Regions from separate parts of the Homo sapiens genome. Here all the other regions are linked to region 1. A link is a loop called in an ENCODE intact Hi-C map of the cell type or tissue named here. Cell type or tissue: endothelial cell of umbilical vein. All regions are shown on one strand.

Region 1 (2,500 bases):
CCTACCCACAGAGCTTCGAGAAGCTCTGGGCACACAGGCGGAAGGCACTGGGCAGGGGTGGGGCCTGGGGCTAGAGGGGTATGAGCGACGGGCCAGAGAAGTCAGCTCTAAACTGCACAGCAAGAACCTCTGGGCAGGCTGAGAATGTGTTAACTCTCCCCCTGGCACACTCTCTCAGACTTTGTCCTGTGGATGCTCCACCAGAGCTGGGACTGAGACAAAGGAGCTTTTTGCCATGGATAAAAAGGGCAAGAAACTTCTCTAAATGCCAGGCTCTCCTGGAACCCAGATTTGGGTGGCAGAAGGTCAAGCATGGGGCAAAGAAGAAATAGGTCTTGCATTTCTTTCTAAAGGTCCTCTTGTGCAGGGTCCCCAAGGTTAAAGTGGTCCTCTGGGCATCCTAAACACAGCTATGGGGTTGCTCTGTCTGCTAGAGAACAACGCGAACAATGCTGTTACCTCTGAGGAATGGTGGCAACTGCCCCCAGCATAGTCCCCTTTGGCCTCTCTCCCCACCCTGGGGTCACCTGGGGGGACATCTGCAGCCTTGGGCCTTGAGCTTGGCCATCCTCCTCCTTCCTTGGGGCAGAACAAACCTGTCTTCCTTGTTTCATGATGGTGGGGGTAGCTGTGGTGTTGCGCTGGTTGGAGCTGACGAATCCACTGGTGCCCAAGAGGCCCAGGCGGGCGGAAGGGACGTTCCGAGAGGGGATCTGGTACTGGCGCGGGTTCCGTCTGCCCATGCCACCGCCCACAGAGCCAGCCGTCGGGAGGGAGTTGGATTGCCCAAAGCCTCGACTGTGAGAGCCAAGAGAGAAGGAAGAGAATATCAGTCGTTATTCAGCCCTTTTTAAGCCACAGGCTTCCCAAGGGATGTCGCCTTGGAGGTCTCCTCATTTTTTTTTTTTTTTTTTTTTTGAGTCAGGGTCTCACTCTGTTACCCAGGTTGGAGTGCAGTAGTGAGATCTAGGCTCACTGCAGCCTTGACCTCCTGGGCTCAGGTGATCCTCCTATCTCAGCCTCTGGAGTAGCTGGGACTACAGGCATGTGCCACCATGCCCAGCTAACTTTTTTTTTTTGGTAGAGATGGAGTCTCACTATGTCGCCCAGGCTGGTCTCAACTTTTCAGGCTCAAGCGATCTTCCCAACTCAGCCTCTTGAGTAGTTGGGACTACAGATTTTTATATTTTTGGTGGAGACAGGGTCTACCATGTTGCCCAGGCTGGTCTGGAACTCCTGAGCTCAAGTGATCCTCCTGCCTCGGCCTCTCAAAGTGCTGGGATTACAGGCGTGAGCCACTGCACCCCGCCTCTGCTCACATTTTGACAGTTATGAAGCCTACAGGGAGCTGTGTGCCAGCAAATAACTATAATTAAAACAGCAGCTAACATCTGAGAGGCGGTATCACATGGAACTTCCTGGGACTTCGACATTATTTTTCGATCCTTGCAACAACCCTATGAAGTAGGTGCTCTCTCCTTTGTAGCTGGAGAAGTAAAACAGCGCGTAATCCTTGTGCACAGGTCACACAGCCAGCAGGGGGCAGCGCTGGCACGCAGGCTCAGCAGGTTCACCAGCACTCTGCCTGCCGCCTTGCGCCTCCCTACCGCATCTTCTCCAACCCATGCTGCTGCAGATGAGGACACAGGTCTTGAACACTCACATGCTTTTGAGAGGCCACATAGCAAGAAAACAGCAGAGTCAGGGTCACAACTGGTCTGACTCCTGTCCCAGGGCTCCCTTCTTTAATCCTATCATTGTTTCTGCTCAGCCTGTCTGTGTGGCGGACTTGGAGAAGCCTGTGAGGCCCACCAGGATGTAAGCTCCATGTCTGTCCTCATCCATCCTGCATGTCCGGTGCCTGAATCAGTTTCTGCACAGTGAATGCAGTTGAATGAATGAACCAATGAGTCTCTGCCATCATGACGCATCCTCAAATGGGAGAGCTGATGCCACCTGTGGGGCGAGGGATATAAGGTCGGAGATGATGTTTGCAAGTGTTCTGGACCTAGGACACAGACTGCCTTCACTTCACAGGCCCTCCCTGCAAAGTCGGCTGCATAAGGGCCAGGGCAGGTCCATGCTTCTCCTGGGTCCGGGCAGGGAGGCTGCCAGAGCCCTTAGCATCACGTGCAGATGCCGGCGCTGCCGTTGGGTTGGGTGACCTCAGCACTGAAGAACGCATCCTCTCTGACACGCCTCAGGTCCGGGAGGTTATACAGCAGCCGGCAGGGTTTCAGGAACCAGCACATTCTTTCCAAGAAGAGTCAGCTGTAGTCATTCACGGATGTTGAAGTCAAAATGTTTTACCTCCAGTGGCCACAAGATGGAAGAGATCTGCTTTTCCAGCGACACAGGGGAGGTTTGTACCAAGCCTGTGGGGAGACTCCGGGAAGCAGGGCTGACGTAGTTTAACCAGTTGAGGGTGATAGGGGCCTGCAGAACAGTCATTTCCTGAGAAAGAGAGCTGTGCCTGTATGTAGGGGGAGGGGCATCTGAG
Region 2 (2,500 bases), 120 kb after region 1:
CAGGTGATCCGCCTGCCTCAGCCTCCCAAAGTGCTGGGATTACAGGCGTGAGCCACTGCGCCCGGCTCCTGGATCTATATTCTTAACCACTATGTTTTAATGTCTCTCAACAAAGAGAAAACAATGTCAATGAAGTAGAATGGGCTCTTCCTTAACTTGACTGGAATAAACTCAGTCAACCAACTGCCATTGCACTGATTCTGTGTTCCTCAAGGAAAGTGTGTGCCGTAATTGCCACCCTAGCATCCACTCCCTACCTCCAGCTGTGGGAAGGACATATGACTGGGAGGCAGACTGATCCATCAATGTGGTCTCTGAAAAAGCCTATCTTTCATCCGCAAAATAATGAGCTGATATTTTTGTTTATGGGGTAGCCTCCTGTGAGCTTGGACGTGTAAGTATTTCCAGGTCATCCATAAAATACATGATAAAAATCCAGCTTCAGATCTGCAAAGCTGAGGCTAAGATCCTAGTCTCCGATGAAAAAAGCCAAGGAAGAGCGGTGTCCCTTGAAATCCAACCTGAAATGGTCATCCAGCCTAATTTATGTCTCTGCTATATGGACTATCTAAGAGAATAAAAATCAACTCAATTTCCTGAGCACTGATGACATATGAGCCAGGCACTGATGTGCTGTCATTACGCCATCTTCCTCATGCACACTGCTCCTGGAAACAGGGGCAGGGATGCACCAACCATGGAGTGAAGGCTGGTGGTTCCCAAGTATCACAGACCAACACTGCTTCTGTGATAGAATTTTTGCTGACCTGTGGCTAAATAGGAAATATCTGGATAACACAGTACAAGTTTTTCCTGAAGCTACGTGTGTACAGAATAGAGGACTAGCCTTCATTCTGAGATTTTATTCTTCCTACTTCTGATTCTGAAGTGCCTGTTCTTTCATGAAAGGACTGTAACATTACATGACAATCTCAACATTGCTGTTTTTAATATCCTTACTTCTCAAGATCAAAGCTAAACACTATGTTAAACCTCCTCAATTAAAAACAATTTTTTTTAAATGGTTAGATCACAAAATCCTAGTGTGGGGTCACCGGCCCAGGGGGTTGCTATCCTAGGTTTTTCCTGACCTCAACCAGGGAGGGAGTTTCGCAAACAAAAAGACAATCCTAGCAGCCTGAATGTACCCTGTGCTGCTGCTGTCTTTCTTGCTAAGCTCCCATCTGACCTCCCGTGACTCCCTCAGTCCCCAGTGGCTACTACCAGTAGGAATTCCCTGTCCTTCCTGGCCAAGCTGACATGCTGGGCAGAGTTCAGGACACAGCTTTAAATGTGGTTTCCTGATTAAAAGGGAGACTCCAGTTAGACAGGAAAGAGCTCAAGCTTGGGTATTATATGTCATAGTCATCTACCGGTTCTGAGGAATGAATACGTCAACTGAAACGACTTGGAGCAAAACATAATTCCTGAGAAAATCCCTGAGAACCCAGCCGGAGACTCCTACCATTGTACTCCATCGTTTGTGTCTTCTTTTGGCAATAAAGTGACACACTGAAGACTCAGTTGCTCTAAAATACTTTCATACCGAATGGTATTTGCAAGGGCAAATGGTGGTTGGAAGAAATGAACACCAGGAAGCACCAGATGCAACATCTGTAAGATTCCCCGGCTAAGACAGAGGGCAGTAAGAGGAGAACCACATAGTGGGAAGGGGAAGATGGGGTGGCTGACTTGGTCCTGCCACTCCATTGCCTCAGAATCTTAGGGGAAGTCATTCTCAGGTCTTCTGCTTCCTCGCCTACAAAATAAAATGGCTGGTCATGCAAAAATCCTAAAATTCTGATCCAATTATTGCCTCAAGAGAAGCACAGCCTATTTTCATGTGTCAAGAAGGACAGTGAAAAACAATATTGAGAGGCTAGGCACGGTGGCTCATGTGTGTAGTCCCAGCACTTTGGGAGGTCAAGGTGGGTGGATCACTTGAGGTCAGGAGTTCAAGACCAGCCTGGCCAACATCGTGAAATCCTGTCTCTACTAAAAATACAAAAATTATCTGGGCGTCAGGGCGCACACCTGTAATCCCAGCTACTCAGGAGGCTGAGGCAGAAGAATTGCTTGAACCCGGGAGATGGAGGTTGCAGTGAGCAGAGATCATCACGCCACTGCACTCCACCCTGGGTGACAGGGCGAGACTCTGCCTCAAATAATAATAATAATAATAATAATAATAATAATAATAATAATAATAATAATATTAAGAGGAAGTCTTGAGGGCAAAGTTGAAAGTTCCTCAGGGGCCTCAAGGCCCTGCCTAGACATGAGTGAAAAACAGCTGAGCCCTGGAAACACCTCCGGGGTGTTCTTTGCAGGGTGAGCTTCCAACCAGAGTGCAGAAATACATGGCTGACAGCAAGGAAGAGAAGGTAAGAGGGAAAGAAGGAAACAGGAGAGAAAGAAATGTAGAAAAAGCAAAGGCCAGAAATAAGTGGGATCTTACAAGCAGCAGGGAGCACCCGAGAGGGCATGAATGAAGACAGGG
Region 3 (2,500 bases), 83 kb after region 1:
ACACATTCTTGTAAACCACACTCGACTAGTTTTTTACACCAAAAACCCCTCAGAGGAGAGGCTGGAAGTGTTCTAAACACAGGAAGCTTTCCCACTCTCTAATCTTCAGCGCCGCCCTCACACTCCAGACCACCACTGCCAAAACCCCACACACCACAGAGTGACACTCCAATAGTACCTTAAAATAATGAATTAGCAATCCTCATGCTGACCTTGCAAAGGAGAAAAGTGTGCTTTCTGCTTCTACACTTAGATTTAGCCCCTGTTGCACAAGAGGCTCTAGACATGAGAGTCCCAAAAGGAGCACGGCATTGTCCACGTAACCTAACTGCAATAATATTTTACAAAGAACTCCAAGGCCAGCATCCTTGGCAATGTCCAGACAGTCAACAGAGGAGTATCTTGGGAGGAGTATAAACAGACTGAATCACAAAAGAATAGTTCATGCTTAATTCAGTGGAGCAAACGGAACAACAGCCATGCCACACAACAGGTTTATACACCTCAGGAAGTCTGGGAAGGGCTGGAGTGCACACATCCCACCCCTGACACCAGGGAGCCATTCTATATCTTTACATGACTGTGAACTGTGAAGTCACTGGGTCCCACGCTTTCTAAAATAACGAGGAAGTTGCTCAACAACTTATAGACAAAATTTCCCAACTCAAGAGATGGGATCCAAAGTGTAAGTGTGAATGTAAGAGCCCTGTGGTGTGGTGTGTAACCATGTAAATATTGTCACCAAGGAACAGCATGTAGATATTCCCAAAATATGCATGTTAGCAATGTTGATAGTAAAATGTATGTATCACTCATTTAGGTATGAAATATGAAATACACGTACAAGTCATCCAATGGGGGACAGAATGAACAATTTTGTGGAGGCAGGATATTCGAGTCCATAGTCACAAATTAACTGATACTCTTTTTGGAAAGAAAGGCCTGGCTAACTGTACAAGGACAGAGTTGGGTGACCCTGGAACATATTCAGCCTGGCTCTCCTGTCCTCCTGGGGCACAGCCCTGTAGAGGGAGCTAGAGGCACACCTCCCTTCCTGCTTCCCCTCCAGCCGCCAGCCAATGCTGGGAATTTCTGCAACAGTAAGCAGTAAAAGGCTGCTGATTTTCACCTGTTACTTGTGCACCAAACTCATTTTCAGGTTAGTAGGTCTATTGATGCAATCAGAATAAGATTTTTCAGATTTTTTTTTTTTTTTTTTTTTTTTTTGAGAAGGGAAGCTACTTTTTCATTGCTGAAGTCCTTGGGCAGTGGGTAAGAAGAAAAGGTAGGAAGGATGATGGTGAAGAATGCACTTCTCTAAATAGGAATGAGAATGGCTGAGGCCATTTCCCTCCTTCTGGGTATCCTGCCATGAAATTGAGTAGACCTAGGGCTCAGTGGCTGGACCAGAATCAGGAGGACTGATCAGATGAGGGCCCTTGGCTTTGGCCACATTGGTGGGGATGCTACAGAAGGAGACAAGACCTCAGAGCTCATAGGGATAATGTCTCCAGACAAGGGCCTCATCCTTCCCAAGTTGCAAGCATGCTGCCATCTAGAATTCTACAACAAAGGCAGGCACAAAAACAGTGAGAGGGCTCAGGCAGGGAAAGGTAAGGGGGAGCAGAAAGGCCCAGTAGGACGGAGAGGAGCAGACGCAGAGGCAGAGTTGAGAACCTTGTCTACAGACCCACACAGCCCAGTGCAGGCAGGCCTGTGGGCTGTGTTGTAAGCACCCTGCACTGCTGAGAAGCTGGAGAGAGGACAAACCTGGCAGGAAGGAGCTCCTTCCTGGAAACAAACCTTCTAAACTCTATGGAGGAAGGCAGAAGGCAGCAAGGGGCCCCTATGTCCAGGGAGTTTGGAAACTAACCATTGTCTGCCCTCCCTCAACTCTACCCCAGGGTCTGAGACACATGGCTCAGTGAGGAGAAAGACAAAGCTAACTTCTAGCCACAATGGTTCTGAGCTGGGAGTGACAGCACTGGCCTACTGTGTTGTTTGAATCTAGCTTCATACCATCACCTTTGGAAGTGGTTGTATTTATTAATCTATCAGATATCTGTCTTTGGTTCCTATCAATGTATATGGCCTAGTGCTAGGATCTGTCCTTTTCAATGACATTTGTGGTATCAGAGATAGCCAAAGGGAAAGTTTTGTACCCATAGAAGTGTCTGTAACACAAATAACTTGGGGAGAATCAGACCAATGGGGTAGAGAAATACTTGGAGAAGGGCTCCATTTCTAGAACCAACAGGCAACACTGTAAGGAGTAGAATCCATCTTCTAAAGTACTCCTAGGCCCTCCAGCCAGGACTCAACACATTATTTGGCAGAAAAAAAAAAAGAGCTTAGTCTATTATCACTATACCAGTGGAGACTTAACCTCTGGCTGTTTGAATCTCAAAAGAGATCACTATTATTTATCATTACATACTCTCTGCTGTAGATATGTCTTGGACACATCTGAACCCTCCCCCTCCTGCTCCTATCATCATCT

The links. Peaks named below come from ENCODE experiments on the same cell type or tissue, not always from the same donor. Only the 100,000 strongest peaks of a DNase experiment are listed, where the experiment ranks them.
Region 2: a loop joins it to region 1, with 12 times the contacts of the local background. A loop is called at or near these places in 13 of 110 quality-filtered maps.
Region 3: a loop joins it to region 1, with 8 times the contacts of the local background. A loop is called at or near these places in 69 of 110 quality-filtered maps.

Annotation. Positions count from the first base shown.
Region 1 is chr14:54,773,232-54,775,731 of GRCh38, reverse strand. It overlaps SAMD4A (sterile alpha motif domain containing 4A), which reads right to left. Exons shown (of 13, transcript NM_015589.6): 10 at 597-798. Among named protein-coding and RNA genes, the nearest start is that of SAMD4A-AS1, 87 kb to the right of the region's middle. RefSeq lists enhancers at 1,406-1,455, 1,329-2,257, 1,541-2,500. In endothelial cell of umbilical vein, CTCF peaks have their summits at 1,537 (motif pointing right) and 2,322 (motif pointing right); DNase peaks (open chromatin) are centred at 1,581 and 2,301; H3K27ac peaks cover 1,194 bases.
Region 2 is chr14:54,653,017-54,655,516 of GRCh38, reverse strand. All of the region lies in intron 2 of SAMD4A (sterile alpha motif domain containing 4A), which reads right to left. It overlaps LOC112268133 (a long non-coding RNA gene), which reads right to left. Exons shown (of 2, transcript XR_002957606.2): 2 at 1-2,500. Among named protein-coding and RNA genes, the nearest start is that of SAMD4A-AS1, 34 kb to the left of the region's middle. RefSeq lists an enhancer at 1,821-2,500. In endothelial cell of umbilical vein, no CTCF peak of the experiment used is centred here; a DNase peak (open chromatin) is centred at 1,306; H3K4me3 peaks cover 665 bases; H3K27ac peaks cover 2,500 bases.
Region 3 is chr14:54,690,277-54,692,776 of GRCh38, reverse strand. All of the region lies in intron 2 of SAMD4A (sterile alpha motif domain containing 4A), which reads right to left. Among named protein-coding and RNA genes, the nearest start is that of SAMD4A-AS1, 3.6 kb to the right of the region's middle. In endothelial cell of umbilical vein, a CTCF peak has its summit at 1,024 (motif pointing right); a DNase peak (open chromatin) is centred at 1,046; H3K27ac peaks cover 994 bases.